2 separate regions of the Homo sapiens genome follow, and region 2 is linked to region 1. A link is a loop called in an ENCODE intact Hi-C map of the cell type or tissue named here. Cell type or tissue: CD14-positive monocyte. All regions are shown on one strand. Each heading gives the region's core, and the rest is flanking DNA. Links, peaks and the distances in the headings are about the cores only.

The links. Hi-C counts contacts between places; a loop is a spot of excess contacts. Peaks named below come from ENCODE experiments on the same cell type or tissue, not always from the same donor. Only the 100,000 strongest peaks of a DNase experiment are listed, where the experiment ranks them.
Region 2: a loop joins it to region 1, with 2.2 times the contacts of the local background. A loop is called at or near these places in 12 of 110 quality-filtered maps.

The regions. Positions count from the first base shown.
Region 1 is chr20:62,918,971-62,935,630 of GRCh38, forward strand. DIDO1 (death inducer-obliterator 1) reads right to left here and starts at 7,535. Exons shown (of 16, transcript NM_001193369.2): 1 at 7,469-7,535. RefSeq lists enhancers at 3,507-4,018, 6,411-7,024, 6,633-6,682, 7,025-7,638, 8,521-9,369 and 1 more and silencers at 7,123-7,212, 7,283-7,722, 10,366-10,415. In CD14-positive monocyte, for the core only: CTCF peaks have their summits at 7,543 (motif pointing left) and 7,744; DNase peaks (open chromatin) are centred at 6,941 and 7,591; H3K4me3 peaks cover 2,500 bases; H3K27ac peaks cover 1,910 bases.
Region 2 is chr20:62,782,997-62,795,128 of GRCh38, forward strand. It overlaps LOC105372716 (a long non-coding RNA gene), which reads right to left and starts at 11,285. Exons shown (of 4, transcript XR_936986.3): 1 at 10,583-11,285; 2 at 8,906-9,128; 3 at 3,892-4,080; 4 at 222-833. RefSeq lists enhancers at 10,102-10,796, 11,033-11,102, 12,074-12,132 and a silencer at 11,193-11,782. In CD14-positive monocyte, for the core only: CTCF peaks have their summits at 8,671 (motif pointing left) and 8,873; a DNase peak (open chromatin) is centred at 8,625.

The DNA.
Region 1 (16,660 bases), core at 6,570-9,069:
ACTTCAGATGACATCCCCAAATGCGACGTGTTCTCCAGCCACCAGCAGCAGCCGTTCATGTACCATGATGGCCCACTCAAAGCTCCACCAGCTTGCGGCAGGAAACACTGTGCTGCACTCACCAAACAGGAAAGAGATTTGGGCCCACAAGGAACTGAAGAAGCCCAACTTTCATTTACTTTAGTATCTATGCAGAATCTGACTCAATTGCATAGATTACATTTAAATCCTTCAGACGGCAAATTCAAAGTTTTGCTGCTTACCAAATAATACCGTCATTACAAAAATTATTCTGGGCCGGGTGCGGTGGCTCATGCCTGCACTTCGGGAGGCTGAGGCAGGTGGATCACCTGAGGTCAGGAGTTTGAGACCAGCCTGGCCAACATGGTGAAATCCCCATCTCTACTAAAAACACAAAAATTAGCAGGGCTTGGTGGCAGGTGCCTGTAGTCCCAGCTACTTGGGAGGCTGAGGCAGGAGAATCACTTAAACCCGGGAAGCGGAGGTTGCAGTGAGCTGAGATCGTGCCACTGTACTCCAGCCTGGGCAACAAGAGCAAAACTCCCTCTCAAAGAAGAAAAAAAAAAAGCAGCAAGGGTGCCACAACACAGTATGTTTCTCACAAAGAAAATGTAGAGAAAAATCCAGAAACAACCTATTGTTGTTTTACATTTCTTGGGTATTTGTGTTTTTATAGATACGCGGAGACAAAAAGCAAAACTTGTTACTGAAAAACCTGCTGAGGACTAATGCTTTGGCCAGCCCCCGGCTACAGCCGGGCCGCCAAGCTCCCCATGTGAGCTTGCAACAATCCTGCCATTTCCCTCTATCTACTTCCTAGTGCAAAACACAGGCTGGTGACCTTGGTGGGCAACTCAGGTGGGAAATTTCAACTCTCCAAATGAATGCCAGGAACCAGAAACAGTCACATAAAATCATTTATCGAGGTGAAGGAGAAGTGAGGTTTATTGTTCTCTATTTAATGGCTGGACATAAAGTCTCCTAAACCACTACCTTTGATGGACTCCTCTTGTCTCAGTAAAAAAGAAAGTATGGTTTCAAACACTTAAGATACGGTCCCAATTCTACATACCAGGATTCCTGTTGCTCTTAATAAAAGATTACCACTTGGGCCCTGGTGAGGACCACAATGCACAGGTTCTTATCCCCATGAAGAAATCCACCTCATGCCGCAAGTGTGGCAGTGTGAGCTCCCCGGGTACCATGTGAGTGGGGTGCGCTGCGGGAGGTCATCCCAGCAGGGTACTGTGGGGGCTGCTTCCCCTCAAGGGCATCTGTTTATTACAGGTTTAAATCACTGTTCCTTTATGTTCTCCTCGGTCCACACCCTTAGAGACCTGCATAATTCCATGGCCCCAAGCACAGCCTACTCTTGCCTCCCCCCAACCCCCGATTTTCACTGCTGCAAAGGATTCAGCAAGGGGCTGTGTAGGGCACTTTGAGGGAGAGGTGTGTACTGGAACAGCTTTACCGGTGACAGCGCATCAGATTGATTCCACACTTGCCCCAAGGGGCAAGCACATGGTTGAGCCACTAAAAATTGTTCAAAGACACAGCTTATCTTCCTAAAAGTAATCAATTTCCCCAAGTGTTTAGAGCTATTTTACAACTCTTAGAGAAGTGGTTCTCAAAGCGTGGTCCAGGGGTCCTTTTGGGAGGCCCCCGGATCAAAGCAGTCTGCACAACACCAACATTCCATGCTGTTTCCACAGCCACTCTGAGTATATGCTAGAGCATTTCAGAAGCTGAACGGAGACACTAAGTTTGAATTCGGAAGGAGAATCCAGAAGCTGTCAGTTAAGCCAAACAGATTTGTGAAAACAAAACCATCTTTCTCATTGTTTTCGTCATTGAAAACAGGTTCCACTAAATGGTTTACTTATGTTAATATATAATGGTTTACAATTTTACTTTATTTATTTGAGATGGAGTCTCGCTCTCACTTAGGCTGGAGTGGAGTGGCACGATCTCAGCTCACTGCAACCTCCGCCTCCTGGGTTCAAGGGATTCTCCTGCCTCAGCCTCCCGAGTAGCTGGGATTACAGGCGTGTGCCACCATGCCGAGTTATTTTTTTTGTGTCTTTAGTAGAGAAAGGGTTTCACCATGTTGGCCAGGCTGGTCTTGAACTCCTGACCTCAGGTGATCCGCCCACCTTGGCCTCCCAAAGTGCTAGGATTACAGGCATGAGCCACCGTGCCCGGCTGGTTTCCAATTTTAAATAGAAGGCACTTCAGCATTTAAATGACTCATTTTTAAATGTCAAACATGGTGACTATCAATAGATATAACAAAAGCTCTTTGGGGTCTTCCCTGCTTTTTAGGAGTGTAAAGCAGTCCTGGGTCCTGCCAGTCTGGTAACCGCTGACACAGCAGCGCCTTCCACTGCTGGAGCCTGAAAGGCTGCTCCCCGAGGCCATTCCGGTTCAGTCAGGATCCTAGTGGCAGTGACAGGTACTGCTTTAGCATTCACTTTTTCCAGACACCCTGTCTACTCTCATTCAGTTTCATGTGATTACTGACCAGGCAGGGATTGCCAAGTGAGATGATGGCCACCCTAAGTTCAGGTGGAGAGAATGGGGTTTCTTCTTTAAAAACCCTTCTCTCACAAGAATTTGCTTCTCAAATTGGAGCTGCAGCCAATTTTTTTTTTTTTTTTTTGGAGACAGGGTCTCTGTCGCCCAGGCTGGAGGGCAATGGAGCGACTGATCACGGCTCACTGCAGCCTCAATCTCCCTGGGCTCAGGTTATCCTTCTACCTCAGCCTCCTGAGTAACTGGGACTACAAGCATGCACTACAATGCCCAGCTATTGTGTGTGTGTGTATATCCACAATATATATATACTATATATATCCACTACATATACCCGCTATATATATATCCACAATATATATACACACTATATATATATCCACAATATATATACACTATATATGTCCAAAATATATATACACTATATATGTCCACAATATATATACACACTATACATATGTCCACAATATATATACACTATATATATATCCACACAATATATATCCACACGATATATATACACACAATATATATATACACACACTATATACACTATATACACACTATATATACACACTATATATATACACACACACACACACATATATACATATATACACACACACACACACAAACAATGCCCGGCTCTTTTATATGTATGTGTGTGTGTGTGTATATATATATGTACATATATATACACACACACACATATATATATATACACACACACACATATATATACACACACACACAGGTGTCTACCTGGCCTGTGTCTCCAGGGTCTTGGGAGCATCTCTGGGGCCTACTCCCCTCAGTGCAGGTTCAGCATTCCCAGTCCTGACAGCTGCAGCCAGCAGTGCCCACCCCCACCCAGACATTTATAACCAGGACAAGCCCTCAGTTAAGCAGATGGGGGGCTCACTCAAGGGGGAACCTGTCTATGAATGCAGGGTTCAACCCCAGCTGCAAACGATAGCGGGGGTGGGGGGGTACAGTGTACCAGGCAGTGTATCTGTCTAGGAACGCGGGGGCCACAGGGTATCAGGCAGTGCATCTAAGGCCTGCACTTTCCTGTCTGTGAAATGGGGACGGTAACGACCTCACAGCTTCCTACAAGGTTTTCTGAAGCGACATCCTGTGCCAAATCATCTGCGGCAAGTGTGCAACAGACGGTAGGTGCCACCTAAGAAAGTGACACAGCCTGTGCTGGCGAGGGCTTGGAGAGAAAGGCCCTCTTAGGCGAGTCTATTTGTCCGACATATTTGCCAACAGCCCTTTATGGGCTTGGCACAGGGAAGAGAGCGGGTGACATACTGTTCTCATGGAGGGCAGGGAGTGCTTCACGATGACCCAGGAGAAATTAAGTAGGAAGTACACACTAACTTATGAGTGTTTTTTTTCTCACAAAGGTGACAAACTGAACACAAACTAACAGACCAGTTTGAAAAATCAAGAAACATCTATATAGTGAAATTCTTTTTGTTGGGGGTGGGGGGTGGACAGAGTCTTGCTCTGTCACCCAGGCTGGAGAGCAGTAGCAGAACCACGGCTCACTACAGCCTGGAACTCCTGGCTTCAAGGGGTCCTCTGGCCTCTGGCCTCAGCCTCCCAAAGTGCTGGGACTACAGGAGCACATCAGCATGCTTGGCCTAATTATTATTATTTTTTTTTTGAGACAGAGTCTCACTGTCGCCCAGGCTGGAGTGCAGTGGTGCGGTCTCGGCTCACTGCAACCTCGACCTCCCAGGTTCAAGCGATTCTCCCACCTCGGCCTCCCAAGTAGCTGGGATTACAGGCACGTACCACCACACCCAGCTAATTTTTGTATTTTTAGTTAGAGATGGGGTTTCACCATATTGGCCAGGCTGGTCTTGAACTCCTGACAAGTGATCCACCCATCTTGGCCTCCCAAAGTGCTGGGATTCCAGGCACGACCCACCATGCCCGGCCGGGAATTCTTTAAGGGTGATGAATCATCACATGCACAGCCGTGAGAAAAACTCCCTGGCACCTGAGTGAGAGCCGCAGACAAGCCGGCCAGGGCAGTGGCCACAGCCTCCAACGCATCCCGTTCACTAGTGCAAAACAGCTGTAACGTGGAGCTTTTCTGGACAGCACCCTTTCTAGTGTCTTTACTTTCTATTTTTACATAATGTTTAAGTTTCCTGTATGTGTATTACTTTTGTAATCAAACACATTAAGGTATCTTCATTTTGGAAAAAAAGTTGATTTACCTTATTATAAAGGTATATTAAGTACCACTTAAATGTCTATATCAGCATACGCAAAACAAAACCACGGCATCAAAATTTGATACCCAAGGAGAGAAATGCCTCCTTTACAACTTACACACGATTACAACCGCCTATTAAGTTTTATGGACATGGTTACAGAATTCTTATTAAAATATGTACAATTACCTATTCAACTTCATATAACAACTTAACCTCAAAATTACTACTCAAAAAATAAAATGAGGCCTAGACAACACAGACTGTCTCACAGATGACTGTGTACACGTACATGAAATGAGCAAACTGGACTTTGTTCTTTGACCTCCTCTTTCCCAATTAGTACATTTCCATTAACTGTTAATTATAGAACTTTTGTAATGCAATTAACACACATCATTTGATAGTAGTCATAAAAAGGCTGATCTTAGTATCCACTGTAAGGGACCCCGTCATTTAAATAAGAAATGTAAGTGAGAGACTCTGTTTAGAGAGAATTTTCTAGTGGTCTTCTGAGCCTGCCAGAGAGATGAGACCTCTCAGGCAAGGGCACAGTGCAGGGACCCACAGATAGTAGGGAGTCACCTGTTAAACACTTTCAATCTTAGCTCTTCAAGAGCCAAATAAGCCACTTGGTATTATGGGACAGGCATATAAAAAGGAAAAACGTGTCTTGTTTACAGAGATTCCAAACAATGAAGACGTGGCACAGCTTAAAAATAAACACTGAAGAGAAGCACCCTACTGGGCTCCACAGAACTGACCTTAAGGGAATTATGACCCTAAGGCTGTAGAAAAACTCACAGTATCAACAGCAGAACCTGCCAACTTCACCGCGAACAAAACGGGAGCCAATGCCCATTCCAATCATTTCCTCCTTACATGAAGAAACCCCAGCACCCTCCAAGGCCCAACCGATGATCCGCACGTCCTAGACAAGCCTTTGCGAGGCTCACATATGCACATGCAACATGGGCTGGGCTGTCTGGTAACCATGGGTACGGCTGGGCAGTCAATCACAAATTATCTTATTTGTGCCCTGTCTTCTCACCACAGCACAATGAGCTCTGCTTGACATAGTCTGAATTCAATCAACTACTAATAAGGGACAGCCTCTGGTGGAAAGCCTGAAAAAATTCAAGATACGCGCTTTTCCAAAACAAGAGGTATCTTATGAAACTTGCTGAAACAAGTCTACAAGAACAGACATCTCCTCCCCATGTACACAGCAAGTAGGAAAACAAGTGTGCATTAAGCAGGGAGTTTCACAACAGGGCTGTGTCTGTCTTCCTGGGTGACACTTCTGAGATGTCTATGCCGTATTTAAAATAGTGAAATAGTCACAGACACACATACACTAACAGCAACCCAAAGGGCCACTAAAGAGCCCTAGGCTCCAGGTAAACGAGTTGGCAACACCTGATTTAAAGGAAGGAGCTGGAATAATCTCTCAAGTTCCCCAGTGAACTTGTCTCCAGGACTGGGACAGGGGCCACCTTGGTCACTGCTGTATCCCTCGTGCTAACAGTAAGCAATGAATGCTCATTTAAAAAAAGACTGTATTTACTCCTTAAAAGGCACTGCTAAGGACCTTTCTCAGAACTGTATTTCAACCAAGTCATATGTGGCCCTACGGAAACCATGGAACACGGGGTATATAGCAAAGTTATGTGAATATACCGAAAAGACGTTCCCATCTGCCTTTCCCTCCTCTAAGTCCCTGAGTACACTAGGCTCAAATCTCATTCCATCAGCAGACAGATGACACGGATATCGAAGGCCCAGGCACAAGTTAAAGAGTATTTTCAATAACTGGTAACGCAGTAAGCTACTGCTACCTGTGGCCCAAACTCTAAACTTATATATTAAAGTCCTTTATTTAGAGCAGAAAAGCCGGCCTTGACCTCCACTGTCTCAGAACCGCGAGAAGGAGCCCCGGACGCCGCAGCGGAGGCAGCACGAGCACCCCTCCCGCCGAGCGCAAGAGCGGGCCCTTTCGGCTTCCGGGGTCACTGGAAGGCAAAATGTGTCACAAATACGGCCAGTACAAACCAACGCAACAAACTATTCCACAAAAAAACTGAAAACCAGCGCGGGGAGGTAAGGACACACTCTTCAGAAAAGCGAATCCGGGCTCTTCGCGCTTCCTGCAGCGCCAGCCGCCCCTGCAGTGCCGGAATCCCCCGAAGGCACGCCAGAAGCTAAGCCGGCCACCCCGACCGCACCCAAGGCCCGGGAGGAAGCGCCGAGGTCCCCGAGAATGCCTAGGGAAACCAGCTGCGCTTACAAGCCAGCTACGCAGCCCCCGAGCCCCGGGCCGCACTCGCCCAGGCCAGCCCTGCGCTCTTCCCCGCGAGCGGCCGCCCCGACTCCCACCCTCGGAACCGTTCCAGCCGCGACCACCGAGTGCTCGCCAGTCCCCTCGACCTCACGCAGCCCACCAGGGCCGGCGTCTGAGGCCCGCGCCCCAGGCCGCGGCGGCTCTGACCGGCCCCGCCCGCTCGCCCGCCCGCCCGCCCGCTCCTTCCCTTCCGCGGCCGCCATCTTCTCGGCGGGAGCGGCCTGTGCGGGATCCGCGGCTCTCGCCAGCCGGGCTCCGATGCCGGCCCCGCCCCGCTCCCGAGGGCGGCCCAAGCGGCGGCCGGCTCTTCTACCCGGCGCCCGGGACGCCACTTACCGCAGGCCGCAGGCCTCTAGGGTCTCGCAGCCATTTCCCCGAACGCCGCGGAGTGGGCGGACGGCCACCGAGATGGCGCGGGGCTAGAGCGGCGCCCCCGCGCGGCGGGCGGAGGACGAGACCGGCCACCGAGACGCTGCGGGGCTAGAGCGGAGCCCGGGCTGCGAAGCCCGGCCCCGGACTGCGCGCATGCGCCCGTCTTTCATACCTGCACTCCGGACGCGCCCTTCGGGTCTGCACTGACAATGACTTGCTTGCATCCTTTGTGGACACCTTATTTCCCCGACTCCAAGAGTGAAAGCTGGGGCAGTGCCCTTGCGGGGATCCCTCGGAACAGCCCGGGCAGGGCGCAGGCGGAACGTGGATGCTAGCCCCGAGGGACTGCACTCCGCCAGGATTTCGCTCTTAAGACCGATAAACCCTTCAAGTCGGTGGGGATAGAAAGCTCCTGGGCTAAATTTGTAAGAGGTGTAGGGGGGCGGGGACAGGGGATAAAAGAAGAAAAGGCCCAGGTTTTCTCTTCCAGATTGTGTTTCTCAAAACGCAGGCCCCTGACGGCCTCGGCTGGGAATGGCAGCGAGGGGCGAGGTCCAGGTGTGGGCGGGGTTTCTCTCCAACTTGAAGACCCTACCTGCTGCCTCCCCACCCCAAGCTCGGCTCCAGAAACCAGGAGCGTGGGGGTGGGGGGGAGAGAAAGGAGCACAGCGAGGAAGGGAGGCGGGCACGCTGGACCTCTAGGCCCCAGGGACCTTGGCGGTGTGGTCCCAAAGCTCTGCCTCCTCCCACCATGTCAATCCTACACTCAGAACTACTGACCAGTAGCTAGAACTCAAAGAACGCATGGACATGTTTGCCCACAGGGGTTGGAGGGAAAGATTAGACACTTACTATCAAGAGAGGGGAAAGTGAGGTATGGTAGATGTCAACCTTCCATGTGGATTTTCTTCAGTTCGCTCAATAGTAACTAGAGTGACACTCTATCACCTGTCTGTCCCCAGATACTGCAGGAAAGAGACTGGGAGGGGGCAGGAGGGGCAGCTGTTGCCTCGAGGCACCATGGGCACTGGCCACTTGCTCCGAGGGCAGGGACCTGGGGGGGGTGGAGGTGGCCCCATTACTTGTTTCTGCTTCTGTGAACAGTGATACGCTACCTGGAAGCATGGACCATCTAGCCTTTGGCGTTGGCCCTGGCCAAGAGTAAAAGGGGCCCAGAGTGCCGTAAAGCTGCCCCTAATACAGAGGCTTCTGCGATGCTTCCATGGATGAACCAGGGGCTTTGAGGCAGGTGTGCTTTTTAATAATACCGCTGAAGATTACAGGGTCTGCTAGTTTCTGAGGCAGACTTAGTTTTCTTCAAAGGAATACAACGCAGCTTGTTTTTGCTGGTGTGGCCCATTAGGACCACATTAATAGAATCTGGCAGGGATGGGCTTGACAGTCTTCCATCTTGAGTGTGATCTCAGGTTGCAAAGAGGGCTTTTTGCTCTCAGACATGGGGTAGTGGGAAGCTTAGAAGACAGACGGGGTTGAGACCACCTTTAACAAGCAGTGAGATCTTGGGCAAGCTCTCTGTTAAAGGAGGGCTCACATGCTGAGGCCCAGGTGAAGACCACATGAGGCCTCCCTACAAGAGGCTCTCTCTAAATCCAACTGGTATGGGGGAACCTCAGCCCAGTCTCTTTAGCTGAGGATCTTTAAACCAGCCACAATTTGTTTCTGCAAGACGGTGAGATTTTTAAGAGATTTTAACTCTTGGGTACAGTTTCACGCTGGGCACTCAGGAGAGATAGATGGAAAGGCACTAAGGGAATAGAAAGAGTGGACAAGGCGGCTCAGGGACAAGAGAACCAAGAGGAAGAAAAAGGCAGGAAAACATGAGGAAAGGGAACCCTCACTCAGCTCACCGCAGTGCTCAGCGATACGCAGAATGCCTTCCTTCCTGCAAGTCCAGAGGATACTGGAACCTGCCTCTCGTTCTCATCTCCCCCGCCCCCCAGCAGAAGCTGGCTCGGCTGTGGAGGCCTGGCCAGACTATCCACTCTGGCCTTCCCCACCTACAAGGTGACGAAGTCAGCTTTATCCCAGCTTACCTGCCGTCACTATTCCTGGGAGCTGCCCTCCCTGGTGAGAAAGGCATTTGGAGAATCTACAGTCTGGGTATTTGAATTTGAACTCCACTAGCAAAAGAATACTTTTTCCTAACCGAATTTATTTTAAAAGTAAAACCCAAAGGAGGAAACAAACTCTTCAGTTGTTTCAATAAATTGTTCCTTAAATATCCCCAATTCACAAACAAAACCCCACAAGTAGCACCGATTTACAACAGGATGTGGCCCAGAAAGCAGGAAGGGGGCCAAGAGCGCTCCAGCAGGAAGCTTAATAGGTGGTCCATGGAGAAAAACACGATGGGTGCATCACAAATAGGTGTAAACAGTACACTTTTGTAATGTGTAGACACCAGTTTCTGCAACCCCCATGCCACGCAAAGTTTCAGGGAAAGTCTTTGAAAGTACAATCCGGAAAACTCAGCAATTCTTAAAAAAAAATGGCTTTCCGCTGTTATAAGCCTCCTTCCTAAGACTCAGGGTCCGCAGCAGAATACCCTGACCCAAAATAAAAATACTATGACAAAAATACTCCAGGAGGCAGCCGGCTTTACTTCGTTTAAAGCCGGATTTCGCTTAGTCCCGTGAAAGCGAAGGAGCACCAGCGCTTCCTGATTCCGCACAGTTCTCTCGGCAGAGACGGCCCGTCCTCTCCAAGAACCGGAAGCCGGACAGCGTCAGGACGTTTTATTCTTCTCACCTGGGATTCAGAGAGGCAGCGGCCAAGGACAGGGCCCCCGCCGAGGCCACCGGGCAGCGTCCAGGTCTCGGCCTTTGGGAGGGGAGCAGCGGGGGAGGGGCACGGGGAGGGGCGAGGGCGGGGCGCGCCTGGGCCTCGGCGCTGGGCTCCTCCTCTGCCCGCTCCGGGGGACACCCACAGGATTCTTGCAGACCTCTGCCGAGGCAGGATGGAGGCCTGCAGGGATGCACCGCGGGCCCGCGACCCGGGCGGCCGGAACATAGTTCTTTCTGGCCGGAGATCGGCCCGGTCGTGAGTCGTGTCTGTGCCAGGCCCCCCACGCTGTGCTCCAGGGCCTCAGTGCCCGGCGCGCCGGGGGCTGTATCGCCAGCCACTTGGGGCAGGAAAAAGGAATCACAAAATACAACCCTCTCCTTTACCCAGGAGGAGAACGTGGATTCCCAGAAAAAAGAAAAAGTGTATATATATATATATATGCCTACTGTTTTCTTATTGCTAACAAAAACTTCAGCCACTGTTTTGTTTTTTTTTTTTGAGAAACTGATGAATTTTCTTTACTTTTACGTTGTATAAGGCCAGCTAACTTTAACAGTTAATTTTAGATAAATCAACTCACCAATGCTAAAAGGTGTCACAATCAAATCGTCCACTACTTCCCCTCAAAGCAAACACGAAAGCACTGCCTTTGGCTCCTTTGAAGAATACTAACCAGATCTGCCAGGCGCGGTGGTTCAAGCCTGTTCCCAGCACTTAGGTAGGCCGAGGTGGGTGGATCGCCTGAGGTCCTGAGGTTAGGAGTTCAAGACCAGCCTGACCAACATGGTGAAACCCCATCTCTACTAAAAATACAAAAATTAGCCGGGCGTGGTGGCAGGCGCCTGTAATCCCAGCTACTCGGGAGGCTAAGGTAGGAGAATCGCTTGAACCCGCTGCACTCCAGCCTGGGTGACAGCGAGACTCCGTCTCAAAGAAACAAACAAACAAAAAAAAAAAAAACACAGATCTTTGTCTACCAAAGGGCAAATGCTACGTTTGTGCATCACTGAGTAACAGCACTGCCAGAAAAGGCAACTTCACAGAATTCACCCACTCAATGAATTCCGCTGAATGCTGTTTTGAGACAACCAACACAGAGGGAGAGCATGGACGATAGTGGGTAACATAAGGGGAACCGGCAAGATGGAAAAGGGCCAGGAAACAAAAGAATTCAAGGAAAAACAGAAACAGAAGTTAAACTTTGTGTTCCAACCCCAAAGACCTCTAGAAAGCTGTGGGATGTGATGGAGCTACACGTTCTATGCGGCATATGAGAATCATACCAATTTTCTGTCTTTTAGACAAAAGAATAAATGTGAAATAGGAAAAAGGGAGGGAAATGAGATGGGAGGAGGGCATCACCCCCTTTAATGCTGTACCAAATTACTATACAAACTGAATTGTTGTAATTAGAATTATGGACAGTGTCTTATCATTTGTATGTTACCAGAAACCTGTGCTATGACTTTTAACTAGAAAAACAACAAGGGATGATGGATCTTTCTTTGGTCACATTAGCCTCTGTAAGTTACTCAAGACAGCTGCAATGAACTGACAACAATATCCACAAACAAGGCAAAAGGAACTTCTCATGGCAGGGAACTGAATCTGGATGTTATTCTCAGTTCTGTCATTTTCCAGATACCTTTAGAAAGAATGAGCTGCAGTTTGTGTTGTTGTTTTCCTTGAGACAAGGTCTCACCCTGTTGCCAGGCTGGAGTGCAGTAGTGTGATCTTGGCTGTCTGCAACCTCTGCCTCCCAGGCTCAAGCAACCCTCCTGCCTCACCCTCCCGAGTAGCTGGGACTACAGGTGCATGCCACCACAACTGGCTAGTTTTTGTATTTTTTGTAGAGATGGGGTTTCACTATGTTGCCCAGGCTGGTCTCGAACTCCAGGGATCCACTCGCCTCTGCCTCCCAAAGTGCTGGGATTCCGAAGGCATGAGCCACAGTGCCTGGCCTAAGCTGCAGTATTTCTATATCTTCTGCTAAGGAGTGAACACATTAATACAGAACCATGCTCATCACTCCTTCCTCTGAGAATGTTTCATGTTTCTCTAAGGTGTCTAAGTTTTCTCTTTGAGGTCAGTGAAAAGTAAATAAAAACAACTTTGGAATAAATCAATATTTTAGTTAAGTATAGGGCAAAAAACTATTTCTTTTCTGACTGGTTTTATCTCAACCATCTTTAAAGGAACACAGCAAACAAGCCAAAAAAACGCTTGGACAGATTCTGACAGAATAAGAGTAAAGTGGTTGTACCCAAATAGGACATTTACCCTTACAGGCTCTTCACACCACGGAATAGAGACCCGCGAAAAAGGGGAAACGAACCCATAGACGACTGAATTCCTGCACCTGCTGGCGAGCACCAGGAGGAAGGTGCAGGGATGTCCATGAGGTCAGAGACAGCCATCAGTTCACACTGCATTCCAGACGCAATGGGCCCCGGCCCCATTCTTGGGCCTTCTACCTAACCTCAATGCCTTGGGAGTATGGGACCTTAGGGGTAAGGATAGGGCTACAATTGTGCAGGCTACAATTAAAGATTTTTTTCTTAAATGAAAACACTTTAAGAAGTGAAAGAGACTCCAGCAACCTTCCAGAATTTGTCCAGATATGAATAACTATATAAATTAATTCCTGCTCTTGCTTAGTTCACAAAAACAAAATGGTAAAACTGAGAAAGAGTGTGTTTGGAGGAAATACCAACAACAACAACAAAGACTGAGGTATTAGCAGTTTCCAAAAGACACCCAAATGGGAACTGGAGGTTTTTTCCCTTCAGGGAGGTCTTGCTTTGTTGACCTGGCTGGTCTCAAACTCCTGGCCTCAAGGGATTCCCCTGTCTCAGCCTCCCCAAAGTGCTGGGATTGTAGGTGTGAGCCACCCTGCCTCTTTCATTCCAATAGGAAAGTATTTAAAGAGTAAATGTAGGGCCAGGCACGGTGGCTCACGCCTGTAATCCTGACACTTTGGGAGGCCCAGGAGAGAGGATCACTTGAGCCCAGGAGTTGAAGGCCAGCCTGGGAAACATAGGAACTCTTATTTCTACTTCTACCTGCCCATCAGACACGTGATCACAACAGCTGCATGCATACAAATAACTTAAGACACAGAGAGAACTATCCACATGTATGTGTGTATATTTACATATATTTTTTGTTAATTTTTATAAAAAAGAAAAGTCAGATCCCAAACCAGTAACTGTCTATCAAATCCTGACCAGCCAGGTTCAAACTACATAATCAAACTCAAATGAAATAGTACATAAACAATGCTTTGACCATGTACATTGCTACTCAAAATACTCTTTGGCCTTTCCCACTGGTCTGCAATGGCAGGACTGTATCACCTTCCCTCCTACCACATTTGTTTCAGGTAACAGTATGCTAGATACGGTTTGTCTCAACCTCAGCAGGAGTTAAAGGTTTTAAAAAAATAAAAATAAAAATCAAGAAAAGATTATTCTTGCTCTCACCCAAACAAACTTACAAAATATTCAGTGCTTTCTGATTTAGTGGTATAATCTAGAAAGGGAAATAAAATCAGGCAAAAAGAGGGAGGGGGAAGGTCACCTATATCAAACAATCACCAGTGAAGATTCTTTACAGGGTCTGGGTTCACCAGACACATGGTGTCAGAATATGTGCAGCAGGCCAGGCGCCATGGCTCATGCCTGTATTCCCAGCATTTTGGGAGGCCCAGGCAGGTGGATCACCTGAGGTCTGGAGTTCGAGACCAGCCTGACCAACATGAAGAAACCCCATCTCTACTAACAATACAAAATTAGCCGGGCGTGGTGGCGCATGTCTGTAATCCCAGTTACTCAGGAGGCTGAGGCAGGAGAATCGCTTAAACCGGTAGGCGGAGGTTGCAGTGAGCCAAGATCGTGCCATTGCACTCCAGCCTGGGCAACAAGAGTGAAATTCTGTCTCAAACAAAAAAACAACAACAAAAGAATATGTGCAGCAGACTAAATAGTAAAATTCTTCCTTACCTCTTTCCAACATCTCTAATTGTTTAAAATACTGTGAAAAGTGAAGTTCATGAAAATTGAGGTCTGAGTGTTTCCTACCTACTTCTGCTAACCATTCTAAGCATCAACAACTGATGGGTTTATCAATTATCCTGAAAAGTAAGGTGGTTTGATTTGCCCAATCTCTTTGAAAGCCTGAAGTCTCCAGTATGTAGGGGTTTGATTTTATGCTTTTGGGTTTTGAGAGTAAAACAAAACATCCATGGGAATAATGTGGTTTTGAAACATGGCTGATATCCTGGTTTTTAAACATTCTATGATTTGAGTAAAGGAAGCACTCTATGCAGTGGTTCACACCTGTAATCCCAGCACTCTGGGAGGCTGAGGCAGGAAGACTGCTTGCACGCAGAAGTTTGAGAACAGCCTGGGCAACATAGTGAGACCTCTCCTCTACAAAAAATAAACAAAATTAGCTGGGTGTGGTGGCTTCCGCCTGTAGTCCCAGCTACTCAAGAGGCTAACATGGGAGGATTAGCTGGGAGGTGTAGGTTGCAGTGAGCCATTATCACACCATTGCACTCCAGCCTGGGCAAACTGCTCTCCCCTTTTTAAAAACTCATTAATGTTCTTTTAAGATTAATATACCTTTAGCACTCCTCTTTCTGTTCATCTCTTTCAATATGAAACAACTCAAGTTCAAAGCCACCACCTCAGCTTGCAAGACACTGGAAGCTCTGAACACCTGGTTGCCCCTCAGCTGACTGTAAGGGCCAAGCCTTTGGTTTCTCTCATCCACATGCCCACCTCTGTCATAGGAAAGCTCAGGCAGTTGATGAATCCAGCAGGCTGAAGTCCTTGTCACTGTCCCAGATGCCAACCCGTGTGGCCCTGCACCCTCTCCTGTCCCGGGACCCACCTACCTCTTTCCTGCTCTCCTGCACTCTTGGTGAGCCTCCATGCTGGTGGCTTCAGGGCTCTGGCCCAGGCTCTCCTCCTCTCCCTCCACCCATCCCTTCTCCACAGAGACTTCATGCACACCTGGCTGTAGTTGCCTTTATCTCTGCCTGGATCTGGGCACCATCATTCACCTGCTCCCCTGGCATCTCCACGTGAATGCCTCAAATGCACTTCAAAACCTACCTAACACATGCAAAATGAGCTTAGGACTTCTGACCTCCCTACTACATACTTCCAGGCTCTTCTCTGGCGTTCCCTATCCAGAGGATGGTCCCACCACCCTATAAATTCATAGGCCAGAAGCTGAGAAATTATCCTTGACCCCCCTCCCTGCTCCTCAGTCTCACCTGCTGCTGCAGCGTTTTGTGGCATCTAGCTCACTGCTCACTTCTCAGTACATAAGTGCATGGCCCTAATGGCTTCTGAACACCTTCAACATACTACGCTGTCTTCACCTCACCCCTGCTCACCACACTCCAATGTTTCCCATTCCCATCACATCTCTCAACTTCTTGCTCTCTCACCAAAAACCATCAAATGGGGAGTTTTGGCACCTTCACCCTGGACTTCCCTGCCGCCTGGAAACTGCTAACATAGCTTCTCGAAACTGGACACCCTGTGGCTTCAGGGAGCGCCTTTGAAGCCCCTGGTTCTTGTCAGACCCCCCGGCCACTTTCTTGCTACCCTTCATAGGCAGCTTCTTCCTTAGTGAATACAGCTTGCAGCTCTGCATTCTGGACTTGATCCACTCCTTGTCTCCATGGGCTTCCTCTGAATACTGTACCCATCAACTCTCAACTCTAGCCCTGCTCTTCCCCTTGAGCTTTAGATGTGTCCCACAGGCACCTCCAATTGAATGAGGCCCACGGTGAACTCACCACCTTTCCCTCGTTGTTGCACCTCCTTCTTCTTCATGATCATTCTCAGTTGGTGCCACCACCTCATCAGCTGGGCTACTCACCCGCATCACTCTGGTCTTCCTTCTTAGCTCCCACAAATTGTCAGTCACCAAGGACTGCTCATTTCCATCCTGACTGAAGGTCTCTTTCCATTTTTGCTAGTATTGCTTCCAGTTAAGATCCTCATAATCATTCACTCATTTATTCCTTCGTCACTCAACAAATAAATATTTATGGAGCTCCTATTACGATTTAGCCATAATCAACTCACATGAAGCTTACCATTTTATGCTGAATCATGACATCCCATCAGACAGCAACCACACGGACCGTGTGCTAAGAGCTACGAAGAGCTAAGTTAGGATTCTGTGCAAGCATAAAGGAAAGGCACTCAATCCAGCTTTGTTAGGGAAGACTTCCCCGAGAAAGCCACGTCTCTACTGAGGAGGTGAGCAGGAGTTAGCCTAGGGAAGGCTGTTAGCTAGGGCCCAGACTGAGAGCACAGCGATAACAAAGCTTGTT
Region 2 (12,132 bases), core at 7,332-9,831, 140 kb before region 1:
CCAGAGAACGGAGCAGCCTCCAGAAGCTGGGAGCAGCCTTTGGCCAACAGCCAGCAAGGATGTGGGACCCAGGTCCTGCAACTGTAGGGCCTGGATTCTGACAACAGCTTGTCAGAGCAGGAAGCCAGTTCTTCCTGGAGCCTCCCAGCAAGAACCCTGCTGGCTGAAACCTCAATTTCAGCCTCATGAGACCTTGAACAGAAAAACCAGAAGAACCCGCGAGAACCTCTGACCTCCAGAGCATGAGATGAAAAATGGACGTTGGTTTACGCTGCTACATTTGTTATAATTTGTCCCAGCAGCAGTGGGAAACACACAGTATCCCCCTTGCCTGCTCTGCTGATAGAAAGGTACATTGTTTTCAACCTTCTGCTATGAAGAAAGCTTTGCATTAACTCTCCTTGCTCATATGCACATGGAGTGGAGGACAAATCTGCTGTCAAGCCCTGAATTGGGTTTTTGAGACACTGTCCGTCCAAACACCCACAGTGTGCCCCTGTGCAGAGGCTATGCGTACACAAGGCCCCACCATCCACAGGACGACAGAGGCTGGCTTGGCCAGCCCAAGACCATCCGGCCCCTCAGGAGCTGCCTGACTCCAGGAGCTCGTAGGCCATGCCCCGGCTCCCCCTGGGCAGGCTGCCTCCTGGGTCTGAGTGGGGAACAGGAAGGCCTCAGCCTCTCAGGTCAACAGAAAGTTTGTGCTCAGATGGGCTGAATGTTCCGGGTCCATTTCCTCCTCAAGCCCAGAAGGGTTTGCTTTGCAGGAACCTGTTCCAAGTGATTTCGAAGTACTCAAAGGCTCTTTGGTGGATGTGTCAGGATCCCAATTCCTGAAATAAGAAAGTTGTGTCAAAAATCACAAAAGACGCTGGGCGCGGTGGCTCACATTTGTAATCCCAGCACTTTGGGAGACCGAGGTGGGCAGATCACTTGAGTTTAGGAGTTCAAGACCAGCCTGGCCAGTATGGTGAAACCCTGTCTCTATTAAAAATACAACAATTAGCTCGGTGTGGTGGCAGGTGTCTGTAATCCCAGCTACTTGGGAGGCTGAGGCAGGAGAATCACTTGAACCCAGGAGGTGGAGGTTGCAGTGAGCCGAGATCATCGCGCCCCTGCACTCCAGCCTGGGCGACAGAGTGAGACTGCATCTCAAAAATAAATAAAATCAAAAGGAACTGGCCTGGCCCAACATCCTGGCCGCTGCGTCCTCCTCGCTGCAAAGTCAGATTCCTCGCTCCCGCTGTGGGGTTTCCTGGACCCCTGCCCACAGTCTGCTAAGTGCCTAACCTGGCCACTATTGGAGCCCCCGATCCCACAGAGGTGGCTGTTCAGAGAGAAGCGGTGGGCCCAGTGTTCCCCAGGCCACACTCCACAAGTAGGTGCAGGAAGAAGAGAGGTGACACTTGGGGCTGCTGGGGCTCAGCCCCTCCAGGGCCCTCAAGAGGGGTGTATAAGCCTCCCACCCAGGGGTGACGAGCTGGGTGCTCCCCACCAACACCCGCTGGCATCAGCAGCAGCTGATCCTAGGGCATCACCTGCCCGAAAGCCAAGGAAGCCCCTTGCAGAGGGCAGCGTATCTGGCAGTGGCCACTCGGGTGGGGCCGCCTTCCTCAAGCTCCCAACCCAGCAAGGACTCCCTTGCCTCAGGCTCTCCCCTGCCTCTCTCTCAGCCGCGTGAGCACGGCTCTGGGCACCGCACCTGCACCCAGCAGAACTGTGCTAACCGGGCCAGATCTCCAGGGGCCAACACAGCCTGGCCTCTAGGACGGGCCACGCTGCGAGGGAGGGAGGCAAGTGTGGGGAGGCCGGATTCCACCTGTTTGGTTTTTGATTAGGGAATGGCAGAAACCCAGGCCTCCCGGGGCAGGGATTCAGCTCTCCTAACGGAGGCAGCCTTGGTGGGGGATACTTTTCAGCAGGGACTCTTTTATCCCAGAGTGTTTTTGCTGTGTGCGCGATGACTGGCTCAGTTTTTGTAATAATCGTTTCCATCAGCATAGAGACAGCTGTTTATATTCTTCAACTTTGTATTATGAAAAACGTCAGACAGAAAAGTCGAGAGACTAGTATCGCATGCACCTGTGTGCACAGCATCCAGATTCAACAGTTACGAAGGGAAAATTCCACATTTTATTTTAAATTTACTAAAGACTGAAACACACCAAGTACCGCAGGAAGGATAACCTGGGTGGAGGAGGGATGGGGCTGGAGAGTCGGGGCACAAGGGTGAGGGGAATGGGGTGGGTGGGACAGAGGTGGGGGATGGAGGGTGGGGTAGCATGGGGTGGAGTGGGGGATGGAAGGTGGGATGGGGCTGGGTGGGACCGGGTGGGGAGATGGAGGGTGGGGTGAGGCAGAGGTGGGGGAATTGATGGGCGGGTGGAGGTGGGTGAGGGTAGGGTGGGATGGGTGAGACATGGGAGGGATGGAGCATGGGGTGAGGCAGAGGTGAGGGGATGAAGGGCGGGGTGGGCCAGGGGCAGCCCCCAGTGCCCACAGCTGGAGCAGGCGAGGGGCAGGAGGGAGCGGCTGCCTGCCCCTGCGCTGGGTGGGCCCTGGGGCGCCCCCTGGCCTGCTGCCAGGTCTCCTGAAGGAGGGGTTTGTTCCCGCCTCCCGAGCCCACAGTCTGGTCTGTGTGTGCCTGTGTCTGTTGACAACTCCATGAGTGAACTGTGATACGTCAAGGCTTGGGGGAAGTGTGGGAAATGCTTGTGATTTTCTTTCTCTGTAGAAGTGGAGCAGAGAGAAAGCAGCTCCCACAGCGTGAGCGCCTGATACAGAGGAGACCCGGGGCTTGGAGGCCTTAGGCATTCACTCCAAAGACCTGAGAATTAAGGGAACGCGGCGGGGCCTCTTGCCCAGACCTGGAAGAACAGCAAGTGCTGCGAGGGCCTCTGCACCCCCTGAGGACCCCTACGCCCCCCGAGGACCCCTGTGCCCTGTGAGGGCCCCTGCACCCCTGGGCCTGGGTGGAGACCCACACACAACCCCACTATTCCAGGGGAAGAGAAAGGGGCCCTGTGGGGCTTGTCAACCATCACAGACCCAGAGACTCTGGGCAGAAGCTTCTGCCTGTCACGCTCAGCCTGCGACGGCCCCACCAGGAGAGCGCAGCCGTGAGTCCCAGAGGAAGCGGCTTAAAAGGCCCCTTTCCACCAGCCGCCAAGCCCCTCCAGGCTTTGCTGAGGCCCTGAGGTAGCCAAGCAAAAACCAGCCTCACTTCCCAGGAGCTCAATCACCAGAAACTTCAGGGAAACAAAAACCCACCGGAAGACGTTTTCCCTAATTACCCAGACAAGTCAGACAAAGGCCATGTAGAGCCTTTCCCGGAGTTTCCCAGCAAGCACCGCAGCATCTGGGTTCTCACGTGGCCGTCAAGCCTGTGCACCTCCACACGGAGCTCGGGACCCACCCCCAGGGCTCCTGGAGTCAGCTCAGCCTCCGCCAGCAGGCAGGCCCCAGTGCCCACAGGCATTTCTGGGCTTGCAGGGCACAGAGCCTGATGCTTTGCTCCAGCTCCCAGCGAATAGGAGAGGAGCCCACGTGGCTGCAGCGTGGGCAGAGGCACAAGCCCCCCACCCTGCTGGGAGCCCAGGTGGCCCAGGAGTGCTCCTAGCCTGGTCAGCTGCCCACGCCTCTGGCTTGCACTGTCTGAGGCCCTGAGAGGGAAGCCTAGCCTCCAGCTGCTTAGCCCCAAGAGGAAGGTAGGGCTCACAGGCTGGATGGGGGGTCAGACGCAGCAAGGACAAGAGGCCACTTGACTGTAGCCAGCACCTGCCTGTGTCCCAAGGCTGCAGTGTGTCCAGGAGGGCCCAACAATACCCATCTGTCTTGCCTTGGCCGCCGCCACAGCCAGCCTGACCACCCAGACCTGAGAGATTTGCTCACCAGGACACTCAACACAGCAGGCCGCAGAGCTGCCCAAGAGCCTTAAATCTGCTCCCACCTTTTCATTCTTGATCTCGGTGTAGACGTGCTCTGGAAGATGATCCATTTGGGGCATCGACACTCCTTCCTCTCGCCACTGTTTTTCTTAGTTACTGCATTATTTTCAGATGGCCGGTGGATACTTCATACCTGTAAGCAATGCACTGGAGCTGTGCTTCTTGGCTGGTGACTTCTGACTACTCCCACGGAGGGAAAGCCTGGGTCCCCTCCCACCCGCATTCCCACCCTCATCTTTTCCTTATGTCCCCTTCACGTTGTTAAGATCTTGGACATTTGCCTTCGTTCAATCATACATTTGAGACCTCCTTTTTCGTCTATAGGATGATTCTAACTAGGTTATATGGTTTGGCTGTGTCCCCACCCAAATCTCATCTTGAATTGTATCTCCCATAATCCTCACGTGTCATGGGAGGGACCCAGGGGGAGGTCACTGAATCACGGGAGCGGTTACCCAGGTTGCTGTCCTTGTGACAGTGAGTGAGCTCTCACAAGATCTGATGGTTTTATAAGGGGTTGTCCCCCTTTTGCTGGGCACTTCTCCTTCCTGCCACCGCGTGAAGAAGGACGTGTTTGCTTCCCCTTCTGCCATGATTGTAAGTTTCCTGAGGCCTCTTCAGCCCTGTGGAACTGTGAGTCACTTAAACCTCTTTCCTTTATAAATCACCCAGTCTCAGTTATATCTTTATCAGCAGTGTGAGAACAGACTAATACACCAGGCCATCCTGATAAACAGCACTTAAGTATTATGACGATTTAAATATCATCTTTTGAGAAGCCAAGTGCTACGTTTGTGTCCAAGGGCAGGAAATACAATGCCATTCTAAACCCTTCCGTGTAAACCAGACTCTGCGGAGCACTGGCTCTCTGTGCCCTGTTTGTTTCCACTCTCAGCTTTCACCTTTTCTCCATGTCCTTGCGTCCCCGTGGCCTCCTCCTTCCCAGCTGCTGTGGCTCAGGTGCTTCAGGTGCACTGAGCACCCCAGGTCTTGGCAGACACGTTGTCCTCACATGAGAAGATGTGGGCTGCAATTGAGGTTCTTGGTTCCTTGTGAACTTTGTCTTCAAGCATCCAGCGTCATTGATCCAAGCAGCTGTCACTCTGGCTCTGAGTCCTATGGGCACTCAGTTCCTCTCCAGAAGCTCTCAGGCCTTCCCTCCTTCCCTCCAGATTCTGAAATGTTGCCAGAAGGGGAAGCAACACCCTTTGCCTCAAGCCCGCTTGGTACTCGGGAGCCTGGCTCACATCTCTCTGTTCCCTTCCATGTTGTCCTCATGGAGCTGCAGTTGACACCCACTGGGTTGGCCCTTGAAACCCTAGCATCTCCCTCCTAACAGTCAACAGAAAACGCATCCAAAGCCCAGGTGCTGCAGAGCCCAGGTTAGGGGACATGCTGGGGCAGAGGGACTTACTTCAGAAGGACTTTTCTTGCCTATGAAAAGAATTGCTCCTTTTACAAAGAGGACATTGGCTGTTTTCTGTGTTGACCCAAAGAATAATTTCCCTTTGTTGCACAAAAAAAAAAAAGCAGAGCTGGACTTTAGAAGCTGAATGAATGGGGAAAGTTTCCATCTTTTTAAAAAATAAATTCTGCCCCTTGTGAACCCACAGGAACCCGACTGGAGAGCTGAAACCTCTGGGAAGCCAGGCCAGCCTCCGTGGCATTTTTCAAGTGTAATGTCTCCATCCTGGGTGTTTTTAAAGTCGTGATTGTCCCAGGGTTTTGAGGGATCCGCGGAGATGAGAATAGCGGTGTGAAATGATGCGTGACACTCACCACAGACGGCCATGTCAGAGCCTTGTCTGGAACATGCAAGCAGAGGCTGGCTTCATGGACCACAGATGGCCGTGTCAGAGCCTTATCTGGAACATGCAAGCAGAGGCTGGCTCCATGGGCAGAGGCGCTGCTGGCGCCAGGCTCCCCGTCAGCCTGGGCAGGAAGCTCCACGGCCAACATCAGTGAGACTCCAGCCTCTTGGGATCAAGGGCCCAGGCCGGCTAGGAACCTGAGAAGCCTTGTCCTTGCTGCCGGACGTCATCGCCTCTGAGAGCTGGTCTCTTGCTCTAGGCAGGGTCCCTGGGGTGACCCCCCAGCCTGCACCCCAACTGTCTACCACCCTCAGCTATCTGACACCTCTCCTGAAGAAGATGATTCCTGCCATGCCTGCAGAAAACTCCCAGGGGGCCACGGGAAGGGGAGCAAGATGGACAAGACTGGCCCTTCCCAGGCAGGAGAAAGGACAGCTGCCCCTCAAACCCACCATTCAGGGAAGGTGAGGCCAGGTGATGGGCCCTGGGGTAGCGCGGGCTCAGCACATGCCTGGTTCCGCCTGGTTCCTCCACCTGATGTAGGAAACACATTACCCAGTGCTCCTGCGCCTCAGTTTCCCCATCTGCAATGGAGGTAGCAGTGGCTCTACCGGGAGGTTACTATGATGCATAAGTGATGTTGCGCCGTGAAGAGCTGGCACAGCACGGGCAGAGAGTGACCAGGAACACGCTCCCACATCCCGACAGCTTGGTCCTTGTTGTCTGGGCTCCGGCTGAACAGGTCAGGACGAAGGTGCGGCCCCTTGGCTCTCGAAGTCACCATTTGCCGGCTGGACAAAGGTCCTTCCAGCTCAGCCTGTTTTTTTGTTTGTTTGTTTGTTTTAGACAAGGTCTCACTCATGTTGCCTAGGCTGGAGTGCAGCGGTACAATCACAGCTCACTGCAGCCTCGACTTCCCAGGGTCAAGCCATCCTCCCTTCTCAGCTTCCTGAGTAGCTGTGACTACAAGTGTGTGCCACCACACTCAGGAAATTTTTTTTTTTTTTTTTTGGTAGAGATGGAGGGCTCCCTAGGTTGTCCAGGCTGACATCAAACTGCTGGACTCAAGCAGTCTTCCCACCTCGGGCTTCCAGAGTGCTGGGATTACTGTCCCTGGCTGAGCTTGGTTCTTGGTGACAATGGGGCGGTGACTGAGAACTCAAAGGACCACACACCCCATGGCAGGCAGGAAACATGAGGCTCCTCTCCCCCAGCAGATTGGAAAAAGACAATGAGAAGCAGCTCAGCCCGCACCCCCCAGCCCATGTGAGCCAACTTAAAAACAGCTCGAGTGGCAATTGCGTGGCCTCTCCCACTGTGGTGCTCGCACCCACCAGCCCTGGAGAAGTGCTGGGCCCCGCCCCAAAGCGTCTGATGCCGCAGAGCTGTGTGTTGGGTGTGCTGCCCATGTGCACGTGTACACGAGTGTGTGTGTGTATATATGTGTCATACACATGCATGTGTGTGCACCTGGGTGTGCATGTGTGTGTCCATGTACGTGTGTTGTGTACATGTGTGCACGTGTGTGTGCATGTGTCGTACCTGTGTTGTACATGTGTTGTACCATGGCAGGCAGTACAGGTGTGTGTGTATATGTATACACACATGTGCACATGTGGGAAGAATACCTATTTCTGACAAGTCTCCGGGTGAGGCTGAGTCTGCCGTTGCAGGGCCCGCATTCTGAGCACCCTGGGTCTATCAGAACTCAAGCCCTCCTCCTCCTCCTACTGTCCCATCCCACAGAGGATAAGAGGTGTGCATGTGGACGGGGGTTCCAGGACAGCATGGCTTCTCACAGCAGAAACACGCAGCAGAATCTGTCCATCAAGGCAGGCGTGGTGAAATCAGTTAGGCACCCTTACCTAGGAATCCTCTGCGCCCACAAAAGCAGTACCTGGAGAGCCAGGTCCTGGGTCTCCCCTGGGCTATCATGGCCTGCCTCTCTCCCTCCCTCTACAGACCCTAAGGAGCACCCGGCAGGGAGAGCACCGCCCACCCTGCCCCTCAGTCATGCAGCTCACATCGGGCAGAGGTGACGCTGTGGACCTGGGTGGGCCCCACGTTTCAAGTCAAATCAAGCTGCTGACCAGGAGGTAATTCAGGCAAAAGGAGCAGAATCATCAGATAAAAGGTAGGATGCCCAGTTATATTTGAATTTCAGATAATTCAAATTTGATTCAAATTTGATAATTAAAATGTGAATGATTTTATAGTATAAGTATGTCCCGAATATATACATGGATTATATTACATTATGCTATGTTATATCATATTATTTTATTAGGAAGGTGGTGACCACTGCTAACCAGAAGGTGCCTGTCTCCCAGCCTCATGGGAACACGTGGTTCTTGGTCATGAGAGCTGGGTACAGTGGAAGGGATGTTTAGAAGGCTTTGGTCAAACATATATATATATATATATATATATATATATATATATATATTTGGGGCATACTTACACTACAAAATTATTCAATGTTTTTCTGAAATTCAAATTTACCTGGGCATCCTGTATTTTTATGTTAAATCTGGCAACCCCTGAAAAGAGCCAAAACCCCCTCAGGCGGTCGAGAGTGCGGCAGCCAAGCCAGCACGCTGCAGCTCCCTCCTTCTCGGGGCCGTGGCCTGGCCCTGCAGGGGACATCGTGGGAACAATAATTGTCCAAGTCTAGTGCTGGGGGCATCATGGGCGCTGCCCCAGAGCCACAACCAGCCCGCCTTTCAGTCAGCATGGTGAGTCTTCCGATGCCCCATGTGAAGAATTGAACTTCTTTTCTGAAAGCTGAGAGTGGCCCCCTCGTGGTGGGCAGGTTCCCAGGGAACGGAAACGCCTTCCCTTGGTTCCCTCCAGCAGAGTTCAGACAGGAGCCAAGATCTGGGTCCAAACAGTGGGTGGAAAACGCCCCCTAGAGGTGTGATGTGTTGGCTGCAAGCCTGGTGGCTGGGCCTGGGGACACCCTCACCAGGTTGCCTTCAATGGGGGGTTCCCCTGAAGCCCAACTTTTAATTTTCTGCAACCACAGGCTACTTTGGTCAGAAGGGAAATAATTAGATCAGAACCTTAATAGCGTTAATTTCCCCCAAATAGGAAGAAAGCAAAGGGAGGGGACATGAGAGCTGTTAATTAGGTGACGACCTCTCCTACCTGCTGTGTTGGAAAAGCGGCTCTATGGAAGACATAGCATCCAGGGCAGGAAGAGGCAGGCTCGGTGGTGTTGGGTTGGAAAGCCCCCGCCTCGTCCGGCGGCCATGCAGTCCCCAGCACCTCTGAGTCCACTCAGCCCAGGGAAGAGGACAACAGAGCTGTGCTCAGTGTCCAGCTGTCTGGATGAGGCCCAGGGAGATGGCCTGTGGTGGAGCAGGAGGACCTGGGGAAACAAAACCCACAGTGGCTGCCCAGCTGCAAAGGCTGCGTTCTTTCTACAGTGTCTGGGGTCTCAGGTATGAGTGGCAGAGGGAGCAGTCCCATCAGCCATGTCAGCCTCGTTGCAATGGAATTCCACTTCTGTCCCAGACACTCAGCCAGACAGGAGGAAACTGTGACCACAGGCATGTGGACACGCAAGGGTATGTTTGAGCAAAGCCTTCTAAACATCCCTTCCATTGCACCCGACTCTCATGACCAAGAACCAGGTGTCCCCATGGGGCTGGGAGATGGGCACCCTCTGGTTAGCAGTGGTCACCCCCTTCCAGAGATGACATCAGCTCCCCAGGCAAGAAACTCCACTTAGAACCCAGAGCCGATCTGAGGAATGATTCATGCAGCTAGACTTATACAAGACTGATCTATAAGCTGGAAGGCTTGTATGTTCACTGACCATGGGAAAGCCTTTCCAGGGCCTGAGCGTTTCCCACTTGGGATCCAAGTCCTCTGTTCCTGGGATCAAGATATTTGGGAAGCCACATCCATCTTTTGAAGGAAATTTGAGCAACAGGGATCAAAGAGTGAGGATCATTCATTCCATCCCCGTAAGGGAGGGAATGGGTCAGTAGGTTGTGTAGCCAGTCCACAAATGGTCACTGTCCACCTGCTGTGTGTTGGCCTTGCCTGAGAGGTGGGGGACAGTGGTGCCACGCCATTCCCAGCCCTGGCCCCCTGGAGCCAGCTGATAGCCTGGCAGGGGAGGCACACGTTGAACAAATTATCATCCGTGATTCACAATGACAAGTGTGCAAAGTGTATCCCACAAAGCACTTATTGAGTGAGAAACACAGGTGTGTGGCCACAGAGACCAAATGGGACCCTCACAGCTGGGGCGGTGACCTTGGAGCTGAGAGTGAAGGCTGCGCAGGAGAGAGACAGGCAAAGGGGTGGGGGCAGGCATTTGCACCCCAGGGGGCTGCAGGGTGATTTGCAAGGGGAGCCCAGGTGAGGGTCCACAGGGACTAGAGCAGGCCAAGAAGGGAGGTTGGTCAGGGGTCGGCTGGAGCCAGGCTTCTGAGGGTTGATTCCCGGCTCTGCCCTCAACCCAGGCAGTTCCCCACTCTACTCATCTCTGACTCCTCCCCTCAAAGCAGGCGTGACAGCGGCACCTGCCTCAGAAAGGAGGGGGCGTGTGGGGAAAGCAGGTATTTCATGACGACCGCCCAGCATAGAGCCCTGGAGACAGTACCCCTGCCCAGGTTCCCACTGGAGCAGGCAGACAGCCCCGGCTGGGATGAGCCAAGCGTGTGTCTCCATGTGGACCCGGCCCAATGTGGGGCTCAGCACCCTCGGGTCTCCTGGTCCGGGCTCCTGTCTCACGCTTTTATGCCATCTTTTCTCAATAGGCACAGGGGACCCCCAAGGGAGGAGGCGCTCCAGACTGAAGGAGGAGAGTACCTGGCAGGGACGGGTGGAGAGGCGCAGGGACCCCAAGGTGTCCAGGGAACAGTAAGGAGATGAGTAACGGTGAGGGTCCCGTCTCCCGAGCGTATCTGTGCTAAGGGGCTGTGGGCTGGGCTTCATTCCTCTTTAGAGCAAGGCTGAGGCCAGGGCCACCTAGGGGCCAGGGTAGAAGACGTACCACGTGACAGCAGTGGCCTAGACCCCTCACGAAGTCTCACTGGGCCATATCTCCACCAGGGCATGGCAGGGACCGGTATCACCAGCGGCCCCCTGCACAGATGGGGAAGCTGAGGCCCAGGTCCCAGTCAGCCAAGCCAGCTCTTGGACCACTCAGCGGTCCCAGCAGGTGAGGCTGACCAGAGCCTGCCTGGGCTAAGAGGCTGCGTTCACCAGTGCCAGCTGTGGTTGGTCACCAGGATGCCTGAGCGCGCTGGCACAGGCCCAGGGCACCCTGCAGAGCAACCAACCCTCACCGAGATCCCCAGGGAAGGGGCTGTTGTTGGCCCATTGTACGGAGGAGGGCACTGAACCCTCAAGAGGCTCAGGGCCTCGCCCGGTCACACAGCTGGAAGGCGCCAGAGCCAGGAAAGGGACCCGGAAGCCCGACCCGGAGCCTACACCCGCAGAGGCGAAAACATCTGCGTAGCGGCTCCCTGGCCAGTGGGCCGTGGTGGGCGTGGCCGAGAGGGAATGGGGCGGAGAGAAGCCCGTGAGGGCAGGGCGGAGGCGGAGGCGGAGGCAGAGGCGGAGCGGGCGGAGCCGGAGGCCGCGGCGGCCTTGATTGGAGGCCGCCTTAAGCTCGTCATGGATGCGTTTTGACCTGGCGGCCCCGCCCCTGACCCGCCCCCGAGCCGCCCTCCCGAGCGCTTCCCCGCCCGGCCCCAGCCTAGGCCCCGCCCTGATCTCGCCCCCTCTTCACCGTCCGGCCCCGGCCCCGCCCCGCGGTGGGGCCTCCGCAGCGACCCGCGGTTAACGCTTCCCCAGAGCTTGGGCTGCGCGGCGGCCGGGAGTCGGAGGCAGGCGGTCAAGGCCGGCAGGGCCGGACCCCCTACTTGCCCTTTCTCCCAGCAGGCGCTGGACTCTGGGGGCGGGCGTGAGCCCCTCCGTCCCGCACCCAGACCCGGGCAGCGAGCCCTATGCCTGCAGTAATTGTGGGGTTTCTGGTTTTGTTTTTTCCTTAACATCTTTATTGAGACCGTTAAGTTCACCCGCTTAAAGCGCACGATTCGGTGGGGTTTTGTTGCGAGCAACCGTGGCCACTATCTAATTCCAGAGCATTTCACCTCCTTAAAATGAAGCTGGGCCCGGCCGGGCGCGGTGGCTCAAGCCTGTAATCCCAGCACTTTGAGAGGCCGAGGAGGAAGGATCACCTGAGGTCAAGAGTTCGAGACCAGCCTGGCCAACATAGTGAAACCGCGTCTCTACTAAAAATACAAAAATTAGCCGGCCGTGGTGAGCGCCTGTAGTCCCAGCTACCCGGGAGTCTGAGGCAGTAGAATCGCTTGAACCCAAGAGGCAGAGGTTGCAGTGAGGCGAGATCGTGC